Linked DNA regions of Homo sapiens: region 1 is linked to region 2. A link is a loop called in an ENCODE intact Hi-C map of the cell type or tissue named here. Cell type or tissue: ascending aorta. All regions are shown on one strand. Each heading gives the region's core, and the rest is flanking DNA. Links, peaks and the distances in the headings are about the cores only.

What was found. Peaks named below come from ENCODE experiments on the same cell type or tissue, not always from the same donor. Only the 100,000 strongest peaks of a DNase experiment are listed, where the experiment ranks them.
Region 1: it touches region 2 in a loop (2.5-fold over the local background); 5 of 110 quality-filtered maps call a loop at or near these places.

Annotation. Positions count from the first base shown.
Region 1 is chr2:102,115,806-102,125,524 of GRCh38, reverse strand. It overlaps a transcript of IL1R1 not described here. Among named protein-coding and RNA genes, the nearest start is that of IL1R1, 22 kb to the left of the region's middle. In ascending aorta, for the core only: no CTCF peak of the experiment used is centred there; a DNase peak (open chromatin) is centred at 3,214; H3K27ac peaks cover 1,609 bases.
Region 2 is chr2:102,065,968-102,075,718 of GRCh38, reverse strand. It overlaps a transcript of IL1R1 not described here. Among named protein-coding and RNA genes, the nearest start is that of IL1R1, 72 kb to the left of the region's middle. In ascending aorta, for the core only: a CTCF peak has its summit at 5,452; a DNase peak (open chromatin) is centred at 5,418; H3K27ac peaks cover 4,198 bases.

The DNA.
Region 1 (9,719 bases), core at 1-8,000, 52 kb before region 2:
TACATGTGACTTCATTCTGAACATACCTTCATGACTGTCCTCAACCCATGCCAGAAACTCTCCCCTTCACTTCCCCAGGAAGCTCCCAGTCCATGAAACAATAATAAGTTTATCAAGAGCTACGACCAAGAAGAACAGGAGACATTGTTTGTGCCAGTCTAAATCCAAGCTAGAATTACTCTTGATGCAAATATGATGAAGAATTTTCGTTATTGGTTTCGTTTGTTTGTTTGTTGTTGAGACAAGAATTATTCTTGATGCAAAGATGATGAAGGGAGTTGCAAGCATGTGTTCTCTCCTGTGGTTTTCCTAGCAAGACACTCTACAGAGTAAAGGCAGCATGTGCTAAACAATCAATGGACTCTAGACGGTTGTGTGGTAGCCGAGGAAGAGCCACCATGAGAGGTTCCCTGCCATCAGCCTGGCAAGCCGCAAGGGTGAGGATATGGTTTGGCTCTGTGTCCCCACCCAAATCTCATCTTGGATTGTAATCTCCATGTGTCAAGGGAGGAACCTGATGGGAGGTGATTGGATTATGGCGGTGGTTCCCCCATGCTGTTCTCGTGATAGTGGGTGAGTCTCAGGAGGTCTTATTTTTTTTTATTTTTTGAGACAGAGTCTTGCTCTGTTACCCAGGCTAGAGTGCAATGGCACAATCTCAGCTCACTGCAACCCCCGCCTCCCAGGTTCAAGTGATTCTCCTGCCTCAGCTTCCCGAGTAGCTGGGATTACAAGTGCCAGCCACCACACCCAGCTAATTTTTGTATTTAATAGAGACAGGGTTTTACCATGTTGGCCAGGCTGGTCCCAAACTCCTGACCTTAAGTGATTCACCTGCCTCGGCCTCTCAAAGTGCTGGGATTACAGGCATGAGCCACCACATCCGGCCAGATCTGATGGTTTTAAAAGTGGCAGTTTTTCCTGTGCTCTCACTTCACTTCTCCCGCCTGCCACCATGTCAGATGCACTTGCTTCCCCTTCCACAATGATTATAAGTTTCCCGAGGCTTCCCCAGCCATGTGGAATTGTGAGCCAATTATACCTCTTTTCCTTATAAATTACCCAGTCTCAAGTATTTCTTTTTTGGGGGGGCAGTGGTGGGGGGGAGATGGAGTCTTGCTCTGTCACCCAGGCTGGAGTGCAGTGGCGCAATCTCAGCTCACTGCATCCTCCACCTCCTGGGTTCAAGCGATTCTCCTGCCTCAGCCTCCCGAGTAGCTGGGATTACAGGCGCACCACCATGCTTGGCTAATTTTTCTATTTTTAGTAGAGATGGAGTTTCACCATGTTGCCCAGGCTGGTCTTGAACTCCTGACCTTGGGCAATCTGCCCACCTCAGCCTCCCAAAATGCTGAGACCACAGGTATGAGCCACTGTGCCCAGTCTCGGGTATTTCTTTACAGCAGTGCAGAAACAGACTAATACAGGTGTCCACCCTGCCAGCTCCCACAGCACCCTTGTCTAACCTTTCCCTGCCTCAAGAATAGAGGAGGTAGTGTGTGAGTACTTTACTTAGGTGATCTCACAAGATAAACCCCTTTCTCTTTCCCTCTTCCCCTTTCCATCCCTTTCACCTCTCTCCTTCTCCCTCTTGTTCACCATCTCCTTCCTAATCTCTGCCAAGTCTCATTCCTATCAACCAAGAAAGACCCATATGAGGCACTGTAGGCATATTTCTAAATTTTTTTACATTGAATTCATGTTACATTATTTTATTTTATTTTATTTTATTTTATTTTATTTTATTAAGACACAGTCTCACTCTGTCACCCAGGCTGGAGTGCAATGGCGTGATCTCGGCTAACTGCAAACTCCACCTCTAGGGCTCAAGAGATTCTCCTGCCTCAGCCTCCCAAGTAGCTGGGATTATAGGTGCACGCCACCATGACCAGCTAACATTTTTGTATTTTTAGTAGAGGTGGGGTTTCGCCATGTTGGCCAGGCTGGTCTGGAACTCCTGACCTCAGGTGATCTGTCTGCCTTGGCCTCCCAAAGTGCTGGGATTACAAGTGTGAGCCACTGTGGCTGTCCTATGTATAAACAAAGTATTATTTTGATACAATTTAAAAAGATTTCCCCTAGCCTTTTCATTTACCGTTAATATTTATGGTAAATGCTACTTTGATTTACTCTAATTTGTTTTAAACATGGACCTCTGGGTATGCCTCATTCCAAAAAAAAGCTAAATGTATTTATTACAAAATCTCAGCTTGCTTCTCAAAATGAGTTTCATGACACTTGTCCCATAAGACACAAACACAATTTCACAGATAATAAAGATAGCATGGAATTATTACATGTGCAGTCAAATGTCTCTGATTGATAAAACTTTGGCATTTTATTACATTATCCTTTGAATCAACAAACATTGCATCGGAATGCAGAAGTACCTTAAGGAAATAGAGTGAGTATACTGCATTCCATCTTTCATGATTTCTATGTATTTCAGTTGATGTTTACTCAGTTGATATTTGCTCAGCATGCCTATATTTCTTACTAAAGTAAACCAATTTCCCTGATCCCTGCTTTCAGTCTACAGGCATGAGCCTAAAAGACACCTTGGCCATGACTGGTGGGGCCAAGAATATTTGCTAGACCCAAAGCTACAGCATTCACATGCTCTCCCCAAGAATTTTACATTGAAATACATGGAGTTAATGCATATGTGTTATAGATGGAGTCAAAACAAAGTGTTTAGCTCTGAACATCACTTGGGAGATGCAGAGTGACTGTGTTTTCTGAAAACAAGGAAAGCCAGTTTTCAAAGAGAGAGAGAGAAAAGCAAGGAATGGAGACAAGAAATGAAGAATGATTCCTTCAGACCCTGGCAGACAACCTCCCTGGCTGGTCCCAGTTCTTCCAGAAACATGGCTATGTCCTTGCTCTTGGGTTTCACGAGGCCCTTCTGAATATTAACTACAATTTTTCGCTTGAACAAACCTGGCCCATACCTGATCCTGATACTTAAAATCACCAACTCATAACTGAGCGCCCCTCACTCACGCCTGTTAGTAAACTGTTTTTTTTAGATTCAGTTGCTATTGCCAGGTACAGCACTTCTCTATTTCATGTCCACTCACTCATTATTCTGTGCGCATGTGTGCATAGGAGACAGGGAGAGAGAGAGAACTGACACAGAAAACTCTGACTTCAGTATAAAAGTTTTAGGCCTGTATCTCAGCAGGCCTGACTCAGAAATGCAGTCTCTCCATGTCTCACACTCATTATGTTCTCATGAGACAGAGGCGTGGAATGCAATTCTGCCTTATTCGTGGAAAATTACATCTATAACTGCCAAAGGGCCCAGCTATTCTTATTTACTGACCAGTATGTTTTCTTCTTCCAGGAAGGCCAGGCCCCTGTGAGATGGACACATTTTTTCTTTGACCTTATTTAAAAGTATAGCATGGAAACCAGTCCATGGCCTTAAGGTGGTCCAGCCCCATGTGTATTGATTCAAAGGGTGATCTTAGGTACTGGGAATCCTATTTTTGAATGTATGAAACAAACGTATATCTTCCAGGGCTGCCCTTTTCTTGATTCTGGTTGCCTGGCAGCTTCACATTTTTAAAGGAGAGGCATCTATTACCTTGAGGTGAGGAAGATGAAGGCTGAGAACAAAAAAGTGTTGCATGGCTTTAAACTCCAGTATAGAGTTTAAATCCATAGCAAGACAACAGCCTAAGCAAAAATATCGTTAGCTGTAATATGTACAATAAGAAAAAAAATGCTGCCAAATAACTAGGACCTACTATCCATTGCAAGATGCATCCTAATTTCAGAAATGTTAAAATGTGGTTTTAAAAAATGTGCTAGGCTTTGTTGAGAGAGAGAAAATGGTATTTTTGAACTCCCCAAACTGGGCTTGACATCTCAAGAGTCATGGAGGAAGACTGGACCCATAAACCCTAGAGTAAGCCAGGCTGGACTTGGACAGTGGAGACCTTCTGACCACACAGCCAGGGAGGCCCTTCCTGTAGAGCTAGAGGGAAGATCTGCAGAAGGAGAAAGAAGGAAGGCAAGAGCTCAGCTCTGATGGTCAACTCCAGAAGAAGGAGTAGAAACTGAGTCACCGGGCTGGTGGAGGAGCAGCCTGGAAATGGCAGTCTCTTTCCAGAAGGCAGTGCTCAGTGACACGTGGCTCCACAGCTGCAAGGGCTGCCTCTGGCAAAGCGGAGGAAGCTGACAAGAATTCCTAGGCACCGAGGAGGGGGATAGAAGTTGCGAGAGAAACCAGAGGAACAGAAGATGCCTGGAGAGAAACCAGGGGGTTGGGGGGCGGACATCTGCAGGCAACAGCAAAGTCCATGGTGGTCAGCACCGGGTGGCTGGATGTCCCAGACCCCTGGGTCAATGGCATACAGTGCACAGGCTGCAGCAAGGACCCAAGGGCACAGCGTGGCCATTGACCAAGCAGGATGAGCCATCTCCCGGGGGCCAGCTCCATGATGACAGCCTAAGAGGGAAACCCTGCAGGATGCAGATTAACACTAGGGCCTGACAGGAGCAAGAGGAAGAGTCCCCAAGCAGCTGCTTGCCAAGACCAGCTGAGATTTAGAGTGAACTGTGACAGACATCATAATACCTATGTTCTGCTAAAAACCCGGATGTGGACCACATGTGCCGGAACTCATTTACTCTTACATTTGATCATTAAACCAATTTTTTATTGTGCGCACACCATGTACTAGGCAGTGTTCCAGGTACTTGAGGTGTATCTAGGAACAAATCCAACAAATCCCTACCCACCTGCAGAGCGTGGAGGGATAATACATGACAAACATAATAGTGAATGGGATTGTGTAGTGTGTGCAAAGGTGAATTGAAGAAAACAAGCTTCTGCTTCAGGAAACCTGAATTGAGAGCAAATTTGTGTTTCATTATACAATACCTGTTTCCCATCTGAGCCCCACATTTTATGCCGGAGTTGCCTGCCTCTGTGTGACACTGAAGGACAGAAAAATGAACACAACGCAGACCCTGTGCCTAAGGAATTGACAATTCACCTGTGAGTTTACACAGTGAGCTTCATGGAGGCAGGAATTGTGCCTTTCCTGCATGTGACAAATGTTTACTAAGCACCTAGTAAAATACATGCCAGGTACTTGGCACGTGCACACAATGCACACACGACACACATTCATGCAACACACAGCCACAGAGCACATGCAACACACACAAAACACACACAACAAACACGTACATTCACACCATACATATAACACCCATATACAACATATGATACACACTGACTCAACACACATGAAAACCCACACACACGTTCATGAAACTACACATGAACACCCACACACTCAAACACATACGCTCACACAACATGCACATCAAAGGTTTCATGCTAAAGACTTTTCACTTTTTTCACTTTAAAGACCACTGAGGGCTGTAGGTCCGATCTGGCCAAATAAGCACTGAAAATTAATTATACCGAGGCAGTAAATGAAAGCTTTGATAGCTCAGGGGGAGGTTTGGAAGGGGCCACGACAGAGTTCTGACAGGGGACTAATGACAAGAAGAATGATTTACAGAGAGTAGAGTGGTGGCTGCCAAGGAGGGAAGGGGGAAATGGTATCAAAATATATACATTTTTCATCATGAAATGAATAAGTTCTGAAGGGCCTAATGGACAACGTGGTGACTATAGTGAGTAATACTGTATCGTACACTTGAAGTTTGCTAAGAGAGTTGATTTTAGCTGTTCTCACCATGCATACACAAAACAGGTAACTATGTAAGGTGATGAATGTGTTAGCTTGATTGTGGTGATCATTCCATAATGTGTACATACAACAAATCCTCATGTTGTATACCTTAAATATACACAATTATTGTTTGTCAGTTGTACCTCAATAAAGCTGAAAACTAAGATAATAAAAGAAAATCTACCTATGGAACCAACAGCTAGTCATCTGCGGTTCTTATGTAACTTTTGTTTAAGACTCTTCAAACTATGTCCCTGTTAGGCTGAGAAAGCCACTGAGCACCAAGTGGATCAGGGATCCTTCCCAAACTGTGGTGTTTAATGAGTGCAACAACTGCATTCTGAAATTGCATCATTGGCATCTCAGTTCCAGAAGTTAATCTCATGTAGTTAAGTTTAAAACAATAACCTACTGACCACACAAAATTTATTTTCTAATTTTCAGCAGGCCAAAGGAAGAACAATTTGGTTTCCATAGCAAATATTCCAACTTCATAAGGAAGTACAAAGTGTTTTGAGAAGAAATGCCCTCCATGGACAGAGAAATACTTTTGAAGTGCAATAAAGAACTTACATTATCACTAGGTAGCTTGAATTATCGAAGAGAAGTTACCACCTAACGTCAGCATGAAGTTACAGTGTTTACCGCCATTACCCTCCCATAAATGTTTTCGTTGCTCTGCACAGCAGATATAAGCTCAGATATGCTTATTTTGAGTAATCTAAAATAAACGTGAGATAGATAAAAAACAACTATTTTTCCTTGTCTTTTTTTTTTTTTTTTTTTTTTTGAGACACAGTCTCACTGTGTTGCCCAAGCTGGAGAGCAGTGGAGCGATCTCGGCTCACCGCAAGCTCTGCTTCCCAGGTTCATACCATTCTCCTGCCTCAGCCTCCCGAGTAGCTGGGACTACAGGTGCCTGCCACCACGCCTGGCTAATTTTTTCCTATTTTTAGTAGAGACAGGGTTTCACCATGTTAGCCGGGATGGTCTTGATCTCCTGACCTCATGATCCTCCCACCTTGGCCTCCCAAAGTGCTGGGATTACAGGCGTGAGCCACCACACCCGGCCCTACTTTTCCTTTTCTATACCTGCACTCCACACACTTCTGTGACCAGGGATTGAAGCGATGTCAAGGAATACTCTGACACCAGCTGAATGACACCAGCCGAGTGTCCCACAATTCAATTCAATTCTGATACTAACTGGAGTTAGCACAGACCTCAGGTTAAGGGTTCAGTCCCACAAGACTGCCCCCCATTTCAGATACCAAATACAAGTGCCAAGTTGTCACCTATATGTCTGACTGACCAGCTGTAAACCAGGGTTCCTACGACCCCATCCTTGGATTTCATAATTTGCTGGGATGGCTCACAGACCTCAGGGAAACACATTTCCCAGCTTACTATGTAATAAAGAATACAATAAAGGATACAGAAGACAGCCAGATGAAGAGATATGCAGGGCGAGGTGTATGGGAGGGGAAGTGCGCTTCCTTGCCCTCTCCGGGTGGGCTACCCTCCACATGTTCAGCAGCCCTGGAGCTCCCCAAACCCCAGAGTTCTGGGATTCTTACAAGACTTTGTTACTTGAACATCACTGATCATTAACTCAATCTCCAGCCTCCAGGTCTTCCCAGAGGATGGGGGTAGGACTGAAATTCCCAAGCTTCTAATCTGTTCTTTCTAGTGACCATTCTCCTCCCAGGAGCTTCATTAGAACAAAAGACTCCCATCACCCAGGAAATTCCAAGAAGTTAGGAGCTCTGTGCTGGGAATCAGGGCCAGAGATCAAATATATATTTTTATTTTGTCTATATATATATTATATGTGTATATATATATACATTTCCTATATATATATTTAGAAAAATTATATATTTTTTTCTTGTTCCTTTACAAACATATTCTTTACCATGCCAGAGGACTGATTTTGACGGAAAACTCCCAGGAACTCACAGCTTTGGTACTCTTCCAAGGTCCTAATAAACTAAGGTAACTATTGAAACTCAAGCACTCGGAACACTGGGCAATGTAAACGCTCTCTGCTCAGCAGGCTTCCCTCACACGCAAACACCGGTTCTGAGAAATCCTTACTACACCTCCCTGAGGGGACCACACAGACTTGGACCACATCTAAACAAGCCACAAGCTTGCTTCAGTTCTCTTTGGAATGGGTGGGATTCATTGGAATACATTAATATGCAGGGAACAGGCCAGAAGAAAATTAGGACGGATATTCAGAAATAGCTCTTTGTGTACATAAATAACTGAAGAGCGATGTTGGCAGCTATTTAAGGATCCAAGAAATTGGAAGACACTAAACAATAATATTTGCATCCATTTTATTTTGTAATGTCAACAGGATATGTCCATGCCTGCAGAGGCCACAAATAGCACCAAATCACTGATGGGAGAGGCCCACAGTGACCTCTCACCCTGCTCTTTCCAGCTGTGTTCTGTCAGCTTCTCTTCCCTCATCCATTCATGGGGATGACAGTGTCCACCTTGGGGGAAGTGCAAGCATATGGACAAATACAGACCAAGTCCTTGTTGTGGTGGTTGGCACTCAGTGCTTTGCGTTGTTATTTGGTCAACCCAAAAATAGACAGAGGAGGCACCATGATTGCAGGCGTACCATAAGTACAGTAAGAATGTCTTCCTAATCCAAAATTGGACATGCGGTTTGATGAGAAAAAGGATAAACATGAGATGGTGTTGCCCAATATTTAAAACCAAGACGTCAATATTTTATTTTCTTACTTAGTCATGTGTCTCAGATTCATGTCATTAAGTGTTACCTTTTATTATAAAAGTCATTTTTTCCTTCTCCACTTATCATTAGAGTCTTTCAAACTCAGCCAAACACGTCACAATGGAATAATGAATGAACATGAGAACAGTAAGAAGTGGAACTCAGAAGTTAGAGACATGCAAATTTTATCTAGGAAAATGTTACGAGGTCATAAAGAAGACACCAGGACCAAGAGTAGAAAGTGCTAACGTGATTTCACCATTTCCCCCACTAGAAGGAAAAGTGAACCCAAGAGGAAGGAGGTTTTCAGCACGGGTGGATGACCTTCCTGCTGCTGTTGCTGTTTTGTTGTTATGGTTGTTTGTATCCTCTAACATTGCTAACACAGTACAAACCACCCAATTTAAAATCAGACTTAGAAAAAGTGATCTCAACTACACAAAAGTTGACCTCCCTTTACTCTTTTTTTTGGCTAATCACCAACAGCACTTATGAACTTTATTACAAATAAAATTATCGGAATACATGGAAGAGCAATTGGATGTAATAAAATTAATCCAGAAATGCTATTTGCAGAAGAGTCAGCCATTTATGCCAAAATCTCACTTCCCCTTAAATTTTATCTTTGTATTTTGAAAAGGAAAAGCAAAAGCAGTTGCCATATTTACTTGAGAGTCAACATAGCCAAAAATTGTTAATGCCATGCTAGCAATCCAGTCTCCTAACATCCACACTTCTTTCCATCTCCAGGGTTCACTGTTATTACTTGCCAAGATTACGTGGGGGAACAAGAAAAGCCCTTAAACTTTTTTCTCAGCATGGTGGTTGAAGAGAGACAAACAAAGTGTTAGAAGCTAGAGAAATGGAGAGATGTCGAAAGCAGCAATGCATTGGGGGACATCTGAACCATCTCGACCCAGTGCAACGCACCCACCTTGTCAATGCAAAGTTGAAGATACTGCAACTATGCAACCTACATGGGCCACACAGTGAGACAGAAACACAATTTCCTTCTAAATAATCCAGATTCGCCATATAAATACTGCTGAGCAAGCTCCTATTTGCCGTTTGCTGCAAGGTTGGATGTCAAAACCTGCCATGCAAGGCTCCACTGCCTCCCAAACAAAGCCCAGACCACTCAGTATAGCATTCCAGATGCTCCTCAGTCTCCCTTGATCCTACCTTTTGGAATGTGTTCCTCTCCTCGCCCTTGATGTACCCATGTTTACTATGTGCCCATTTCCTTG
Region 2 (9,751 bases), core at 1,752-9,751:
ATTAACTTCTGTCATCTAGGCTTCCTCGACATTTCTAGGAAGTGCAGTAGGCAATCAGGTATGTGTGGGGTGGGTGTGTACCAAAAACTTGCAAACCAGTTGCATGCAATATATGCAATGGGGTTCTGAGATCAAGAACTCAAAATATGTGTATTTGTATGAAGAATTCTAAAAGTAGAAATCTAATCTCCTTGGAAAGAGGTGAATTTTTTTTTCAAATAACTGGTAATCACCTCTTTAACATTTAAATTTTATTTCTCTTTTAACTGTGTTCTTTTAGCATGTGTTATAATTTTGTGCATCACCATAGCTCCCCGCCAGCTCACAAGCTCCTAATGGCAGGATCCCCAGATTTCCTCAGTGCCCACTATGTCTACACAGAGCCAGTGTCACAACATGCTCATCATACATATGTGTTGAATGGAAACATTTTCCTGTGCAAACTGATTAACAGAGAAACTTAGTAAAGAAGTGTTGGTCTGGATTGGATGAGATCAGAGAGTTGAAGGTACAGTGTCTGGGAGGGTGTTTAGAAGCCATCTATTCAAACTCCCACTACCAATAACTTGTTTTACTTGCCAATCCCATGGATGTCACATAACTGATTAAAGTTAACACAAGGTAATCCAGGTGTCACCACTGACTTTGCCAAGGTCCAACTCAAAAAACAAGAGAAAAATGTATAAAGAATACGCATAACACACGTTTATATGTAAACACACATATATATACATATAGAATGAAAATATATATTCAATGAGTTAGATAATTAATGAGTTAAATATATATATATTTAATAAAATGTCATTGTTTTTCTGATAATAAAAATGATGCACTGAAAAACTTCATGAAATGCAGAAATGTTTAGTAAAGAAGAAAATAAAAATCACCAAATCCTCCATCTGGAGCAGACCATGTTTTAAATGACAGCAAAATCCCTTCCTGTATTGTTTTACTTTTCTAAAAGCCATTGTGAAAATTCCTTCTACCTCTTCACTTAGCAGAAGGTCAATGAGAAAATGGGTGCTCCTGACTGGACAATGTGGTGGATTTAAACGGCCTGCAAATTCTTTGTCACTTTCGCCTTTGAAAGAGGAAGTTTGTTTTCCTCCCAGCTTGAATTTGGTGCTTCTGCTTTACCCATAGAGGGCAGAGGAAGGGATGTTAGGCTAGCTCTGGGGCAGCATCTCACAAAGGTTGAACAGCTTCCATGTCTGCACTTTTAGGAGCCCCAAACTACCATGTAAGGAATAGGCCACCCGGCTGGAGAGAATGCAGAAAGACCATATGGAGAGGCCCAGAGATGACATGGGCAGATAGGCCCAGTCATCACAGCTTGCCATCTGAGCCCAGCCTCCCCACTGTCTCACCAAAGCACCAGACGTGTGAAAGCACCATATGGAACCTCACCAGCCCAAAGAAGCATCCACAGGACTGCAGCCCCAGACCACGTCATGTGGAGCAGAACTGCCCACAGAACCACGAGAAAAGAGAAGATGGTTGTTGTTTTCTGGACTGGGGGTAGGGGAAGAGGTAGTTACACAGCAATAGATTACTAAAACAGCTAGCAAAATTCTTAATATTTGAACTTCTTTGAGAGTTACCAAAACTAAACCCAAGGAGTAAATCCTAAATTATATTGCAAACCTAGAGACCACGTGCTGCTCATCACTCACAAGATGAAAAGAACATGGGACTTGAAGTGGCACTACTGGGGCAGAGCTCCTTGGGACTGAGCTACTGAGACGTTCGATTGGAATAAGTCCCTCGACCTGTTTGCTCCTCCATCCTCTCATCATAAAAGAGGGGCATTGTTGACGTCCATTTTAGGGGGTTTTAAGAAAGGGTCAATGAAACTCTATAAAGGGAGATTTTTTTTTAATTGCATAAGGTAGGGTTGCTTTTTGCCTCTTCTCTTCTTTGAGCTTAGAGATTTGTTGACCGTAAATGGTGCTGTCAAATGAGTATGGTATGGTCTCCTACCTTGGAAAGGCAAGAGGAATTCAGACATATGTTTAAGAGTCAATATTTTATCTATTTGGCATCCAAGAAAGAGCCCTGAGTATCTCTCAGGTACTCAGAGGTTTAAGCAATTTCACTGAGATTCTGTGAAAATGCAGAGTAAGGGGTGACTAAGGCAGTGGAAGAGGCACATGGACTTCTGAGAAGCCACCAGTGCTTCCCTGTCAATCATCATCAGTCTCCTCTACACTGGAGGTTGAGGGAAGGGAGGGAAGGAACTCATCACTGAGATTTTTCAGAGGCAAATGATTAAATCTTTGTTCCTATTCCATTTTGCAGGGGCCATGGCCTCTCTTTCCACCCCAGCTTTTCTTCACAGTCAGCACTTTGCCTAGTGGACTTTTTGGTGCCAGATGAGTTTGTTTGTTTATTTGTTCACCTATTATCCATCTCCCCCAGTAGAATTTAGGCTACATGAGAATAAGAACCTTGTCTATGATGTTCACCGTATTGTATCCGTGGTCCCCAGAATGATGCCCTGAACCCTCATGAAATAGCTGTGGAATGAATAAATGCTGACACTTTTTTTCTCACATGCTTTGGCCCCAGACCTACTGCATCCAAAGTGGAGCCTTGGGAATCCGCCTTTTACTGAGTTTTGCGAATAGTTGATCCCCCAGTACATAATGCCTGGATTAAATGAAAACATTTAAGAAAAATGAGGACAGGGAAAAGGCATCATGGTATTCCAGACCCAAAGAGAAAGGGAGTTTCTATACCCACAGCCCCAGGAGCTGTTTACATTTGACTCAGCTCAAGCTCAGAACTGGCCGGGAAGGGCCTTCAGTCAGTGGGCTGTGAACACATCTTCCCAAGACAGGAAGGACTTAGCATGACATTAAACTCGGAAATGGTAAAGGAAAATTTCTCATAGTTTCACCTACAAAAAAGCGAAAACTTTTGCATAGAAAAGACAACTTGGAAAAAAAAACTAAGTTTGGCAAATCAATGAAAACTTAGGGAAAAATATTTGCAACATGTATTACCAATCAAGGTTTAATGTTTATAATAAATAAACAATTCTCACAAATCCAAGAGAGAATACTGCAAAAGACATGAATAAACAGTCCACAGAAGAAAAAAGAAAGAAGCAAAAAGCAATAAGCAAAAAGCAAAAAGCCAATAGACGTGAAAAACATGTTCAAGATTACTAATAACCAAAGAAATGTGAATTAAGATAATAGAAAAATGCCATGTTTTGGTAGAGACTAAACGATTTCTAATATTCCAGTAAGTGAGGTATAAGAAACCAGGTACATCTATTACAAGTGTAAACTATTAAAATCTGTTTTGGAGGATAAAGCGCCAAACTTTTAAAACCTATATTCTATTTGGCTTAGCAATATTATTTCTAGTTTATCCTAAACAGATAATTGCCCAAGTAAACAGTGCTATATGTAAAGTGTACGAATTTTTTTCTTTTTTTTTTTTTTTGGTGACACAGAGTCTTGCTCTGTCACCCAGGCTGGAGTGCAATGGCACAATCTCGGCTCACTGCAACCTCCACCTCCCGGGTTCAAGCAGTTCTCCTGCTTCAGCCTCCCTAGTAGCTAGGATTACAGGCACAGGCCACCATGCCCAGCTAATTTTTTTGTATTTTTACTAGAGACGGGGTTTTGCCGTGTCAGCCAGGGTGGTCTCGAACTCCTGACCTCAGCTGATTCCCCCCACTTCGGCCTCCCAAAGTGCTGGGATTACAGGCATAAGCTACCACACCCGGCCAAGTACAATGATTTTACACATTATTTGCAATTTTGAAAAATATGGACCAATTCTAAGGGCCCATTGTGGAGGATGTATAGTCCAGGTGCTTCCTCGGAAGATGGCCCTTGGCAGCCACTGGTCTAGGAGAGGACACCGGCACCATGGGGTTCAACCAGGGTGGATCTCACACCTCCTTCTTGGCACATTAAGGCATGGCATTTCTCCCTCTTCCCTCACAAGAGGTTGTAAAGCCTGGTGCCACTACAAAAACCATTTTGCCACCATAAAGGGAAAGAATCTTCAAACAAAACCAACACACAGAGGAGGGGACATACAGGGAAATGCCAAATATTATGCTAGTAGTATGGAACCCACTCAGAAGCCACTCTTTCTTTGAACTTCAGTTACATGAGATGGTAAATTTATGTAAGCCAGTTTGGGCCACTTTCTGATACTTTCAGCCAAAAGCCACATGATAAAGCCATCACCAGGGAACTGAATAAATACATTATGACACAATCTTACAATAAAATGCCATGCAAGTGATTTATTCAAGAATAAAATACCATGCAATGGATTTTTCAAGAAAGTATGCCCTATATACAGTGCCACAAATAGATGTCCATTAGAAGTCGTTAAGAGAGAAAAGTGTTAAGGAATGATATGTGTGATATCACCCTATTTAGTTAAAAAGGCAAATTGAGCTACAGATAGAGATATAAATTTGATATAAATTAGAATCAGAAGGGAAGAGGGAGCTTTTATTTCTTCCTTTACATACTTCTGATTTTTTGAGGTTTTAAATAAGTATCCCTTACTTTATATATATAAGTATACAAATATATTTCAGCTTTGGACCTCTGAAGTACTCTTGGTAGCATCATTTTAAAAATCATGATATAACACATAATGATGCCTAGTCTTCAAATATCTTAGTGTTTTTTTTTACATAAGATCAATTTACATAACCTTATCCTTATTTAACTTTTAATCCTTTTTGACAGTTCCATGTCTATCTTGAAAAAGAATGTGTCTTAATCTCTAGAAGTAAAAATAAATAAGAGCTACCTCTTAGATACACACCTTCCCCAAGCCACCCCAACCCTCAAGCCTGAGATTCCCACCTAGAAAATAAAGACAGCCATGGTATATCTTCATGAGTGTCATGAGGGAGGGGTGAACACAGGTGTTCAAAGTTTCCAGCACAGGGCCTGGGACAAAATGACTCTTCAGTGGTAGTTTTTGTTGCTATTCAATGTCCTCAGAGTAAAGGGGCCCCTTCTGGAAATTTATTTTTGCTTGGAGGTTCGGTGAACCTTACCCTGGCTTTCTATCTCTTCAAACACCCTAGAAGCAGAAAGAATTCCATGGGGCCAACTCTGGGCCTTCCCACTCTGAAAACGACACAGTCACAAACTACAGGCCCAAGGAAGCCAGGGCGGGCCCTTTAAAACCTTACCCTCATTGACTCAAGCAGCTTGAGAAGGAGCCTTGGCAGTCCTCTGGCCACTGTAATCATCTTTCACATTAGTCGAGACAAATGCCTTGGAATTTTCCTTAAACTGGGTGTCACCTCCCATTTTTGATATGAAAAGATACAAGTGAAGAGCTGCCAATGGGTGGAGTCTTGGGCCGGGTCCCCGGATACGTCAGGCTACTTTCATTTTCCAGATATGGGAGAAGAGAAAAGTAGGCCAGGCCAGGGCTGCAGTGTCCCCAAGAGGTCAGCAGCTCCAGGCTCTGAGCCTTGCTTCTGGGCTGCCTTCCAGCCCCACTCCATTCCAGTTTGCAGTAATGAATGTTATACACACACTCATACACACACACACACACACACGCACACACACATACACACACACATGCACACTGATTTTTTTTAGGAGCCGTCAATGAAGTTTTAAGTTGTTGACAATTATTGTTGGTCATCAGGCCAGCAATTCTTCTGAGTGAAGTGTTGAACAAGGCTGGGCCTCAGAGCTACACAGATGTATGGCTTCCTGAAAGCCATACATCTGTGTGTGCCTGGGTAACTTGAGAAATAGTACTATGCATGTGATAAGTGTGCCACAAAGACTTAGAAAGATAGAAAACTCCTCACAGATTTTTCACTTAAGGAGGTAATGTCCTCTTGAAAATGTTATTAAGTACAAATTAAACAAATGTTCAAGGTGCACCTACCTGACACACCAGGGGCGCCTGACAAATATTTCTGGAATGACAGAATGATTCTTTGCTCTGTGGTCTGAAGCAAATGACTTGCCTTGGTTGGGTCCCAGTCTCCTTTCTGTGAATAGAGGTAATCACACCTCCTCCATGGGTGGTGAAGGCTGAGGAAAAACGCTTTGTCCAGGAGGGTTGTGCTGCGAATAGGAGAGCAGGTTTGGGGGAGGTGGCTAACCTTGGCACCCACCTGGGCTCGCAGAAGCCAGTGGGAGGTATGAGATAAACTGCCCAGGGACCTCCTCAGCCACCCTTACATCTTATCTGCCCTGTAGCCACGTCCTCCCCTGCAGTCAGGCTGCTTATCAGGGGCTGACACCAGGCGCAGCCAACTTTGTGCTTTGATTCTTGCCAGGTTTCTTCTGTGGAAGGGGTTTCCAGCCCCCGCACCCCCTTAGCCAAAGTTTGCCCTTTAAAGTCAATCTCCGGTCACACATCTCCAGTAAGCCTTCAAACCTCACTCCAGAGCCGACTCTCTCCTCCATCCTCCCCTATGCCTTCTGCCCCCACACTAAGGCAGCAGGTTGCATTCGCCGGGCACTGCCCTGACAGGAGGGCAAGCACAGGATGGAGTCGAGAAACCAGCATAGTCACCAAGCTGATTTTTCAAAATGTGAATCTTAAAAACCTTGACTTTTAAGTCTGCCACTTGAGAGAGAAGAATTTTGGTTTTATTTTTGCTTTTATTTGTTGGAACTCTAGAACATATCCTTATATATCAAGAGCCTGGAGCATAACGTTATGCCATAAACCAGAGAGTTCCTGTTCAAGGGAAGTACACGTTTGAACCAGCACATAACACAATGAACACTGAGGGAAGATGACTAGGGTTGGGGCAGAAATGGAAGTTAGGGAGTAGGGGGCATGAGAAAACGAGGAAATTGTGTTGATTTCCAGGCTCCAGCCAGAGACTGTAAACCTTGGATTGAAGCCCACTCCACGATGGAGCCTGTGGATGGGCAACAAGGGGGTTGGCAGTGGGTAGGGGAGGGAGGGATACCTGGGAAGATGGGCTTGAGGGAAGTCTCAAGGTTCAAATCACCCCAGCAAGCTACAGAAGGGTTTTGGAAAGTTCCTGGGCTATTCCTACAAAGCACGTGCCCCACGGACCCATGCAGGGCCCATGCAGGACACACAGAAATCAACAGCACAAGGTGCAGTGACCAGGTCCATATCACTAAGCAGCTCCAATTGTGGGCAGCAATGAGAGAAGAGAGGAAAAGAAGAAAGGCAAAGAATCTTGAGCTCTTTCAAACCCTTAAGTAACCATATGTAGGACTGAGAGGACCTGAGTGACCCTGAGATGGTGTATTAGTCTGTTCTCACACTGCTCATAAAGACATACCCAAGACTGGGTAATTTATCAAGGAAAGAGGTTTAATGGACTCACAGTTCCACATGGCTGGGGAGGCCTCACAATCATGGCAGAAGGCAAATGAGGAGCAATGTCACATCTTACATGGCTGCCATGGCTTCAGGCAAGAGAGTGTGTGCAGGGGAACTGCCCTTTATAAAACCATCAAATCTCATGAGGCCTATTCACTACCTTGAGAACAGTATCAGGGAGACTGCCCCCATGATTCAGTTATCTCCACCTGGCCTCACCCCTTCACCCCCTTTTTTTTTTTTTTTCTAAGACAGAGTCTCGCTCTGTCACCCAGGCTGGAGTGCAGTGGGCGATCTCAGCTCACTGCAACCTCCGCCTCCCGGGTTCACGCCATTCTCCTGCCTCAGCCTCCCAAATAGCTGGGACTACAGGTGCCTGCCACCACGCCCAGCTAATTTTTTGTATTTTTAGTAGAGACAGGGTTCCACCGTGTTAGCCAGGATGGTCTCGATCTCCTGACCTCGTGATCTGCCCACCTCGGCCTCCCAAAGTGCTGGGATTACAGGCGTGAGCCACCGTGCCCGGCCTGGCCTCACCCTTGACAAGTGGGAATTATTAAAATTCAAGGTGAGAGTTGGGTGGGGACACATTCAAACCATACCAGCTGGAAAAAACTGAATTTTTCCACCATAAGCAGAAGTAGGGATTCATGAGCTAAGTTAAGATCAATTATAGAGAAAGAAAGTCCCATTTTGGTGTAATTATGACTAAATGTCACACTGCTATCTTCATGCTGGCCCCTTACCTTCCCTGGATGACCAGCCATCCTAGTTTGCCCAAGATAGTCCTGGTTTTAGGATTGAATGTCCTGCAGCCCAAGAGATCCCTCAGGCCTGGGCACACTGGGATGGTCAGTCACCCCACCTTCACCTGGCACCAATGCATCATCTGTCCAGGATGTACTGGAGTTTTTTTGTTTTGGTTTGTTTTGAGATGGAGTCTTGCTGTGTTGCCCAGGCTGGAGTCTAGTGGCACGATCTCGGCTCACTACAACCTCTGCCTTCTGGATTCAAGGAATTCTCCTGCCTCAGCCTCCCGAGTAGTTGGGATTATAGGCGCCGCCGCCAGGCCCAGCTCATTTCTCATATTTTTAGTAGAGACAGGGTTTCACCATGTTGGCCAGGCTGGTCTTGAACCCCTGACCTCAGGTGATCCACCCACCTCAGCCTCTGAAAGTGCTGGGATTACAGGCTTGAGCCACCACACCCGGCTGTCCCTGTTTGATTTTAAGTGGAGTGAGGAAAAGGACCATGTGGCGTTCAGACTGTTCATTCAACCAGCAAAAGTGAATGCAGTTTCCCTGCACTGAATTCTGACGGGTGAGACTGACTCTTAAGCAGATAATTAAAATACACTGTGATAAAGGGGAATGTAAATTAACGCAACAAGCGAGTGCTGCACACCTATCAGAACGGCTAAAATTTAGAAGATGGGCAAGAACAAATGTCGGCAAAGATGCGGAGCAACCAGAGCTCTCTGCGCTGCTGGGGAGAATGTGCAATGCTGCAGCCACTCGGGGGGGAATGCTGGCACTTTCATATAAAACTAAATATATGCCTGTCTTTGACTCAGTAGTTCCATTCCTAGGTGTCTACTCAAGAGAATAAAAATATCTGCCCATGAAACAGCTGTACTGCAGAGTAAGTTTAAAAATAATAGCCCAAAATTAGAAAGTGCCCAAGCTGCAGGAGAACTGGTAAACTAACTGTGGCACAGTCACACAATTGAATAGTGCTCATGATCTACTGGCGCACACAACATGGATGAATCCCAAAACATCATTCTGAGTGCAAGAAACTAGACACACACAAGCACGTACTCTATGCTCCATTTATATGAAGCTCCAGGAAAGACCTTCAAATCTATAATGATAGAAATCAAACCAATAATTTTGTAGGACTGGGGTAAGGGGAATTGACCAGGAAGGGGCAGAAGGGAATCTTTTGAGGGGTTAGAAATATCCTATATCTTGCCTGTTGTGGTTATTACACAGGTCTATACATTTTTCAAAATTCGTCAAACTGCACACTTAAAACAGGTGCATTTTCTTGTTTGTGAATTAGAACAAAATAAGTTCATCTTTAAAAATCAGATTGAGAAAATAAAACAAGACCTGAGAAGCACTACAACAAACAAGCGCACAAAGCACCCAAGGGGTGAAGGAAGACTTTGCAGCTGGGCAGGGACTGAAAAGTCAGAAAGGGCTGCACTGGACAGAGAAGAGGACGAAGCACATGGCAGAAGCCAACAGCATGTGCAAAACATGCAAGGAAAAAAGCAGACGGGGCTCCAGGAAAGGCACAAGGTTGGGGGAGGGTGGTGGCCACTGTTTAAAAAAAAAAAATAGAGAGAGTCAATAGAAAGGTAGGTCTCCGCGAGTCCGGGAAATGCCTCTAAGTCCTGCAAAGCACGTTGGAC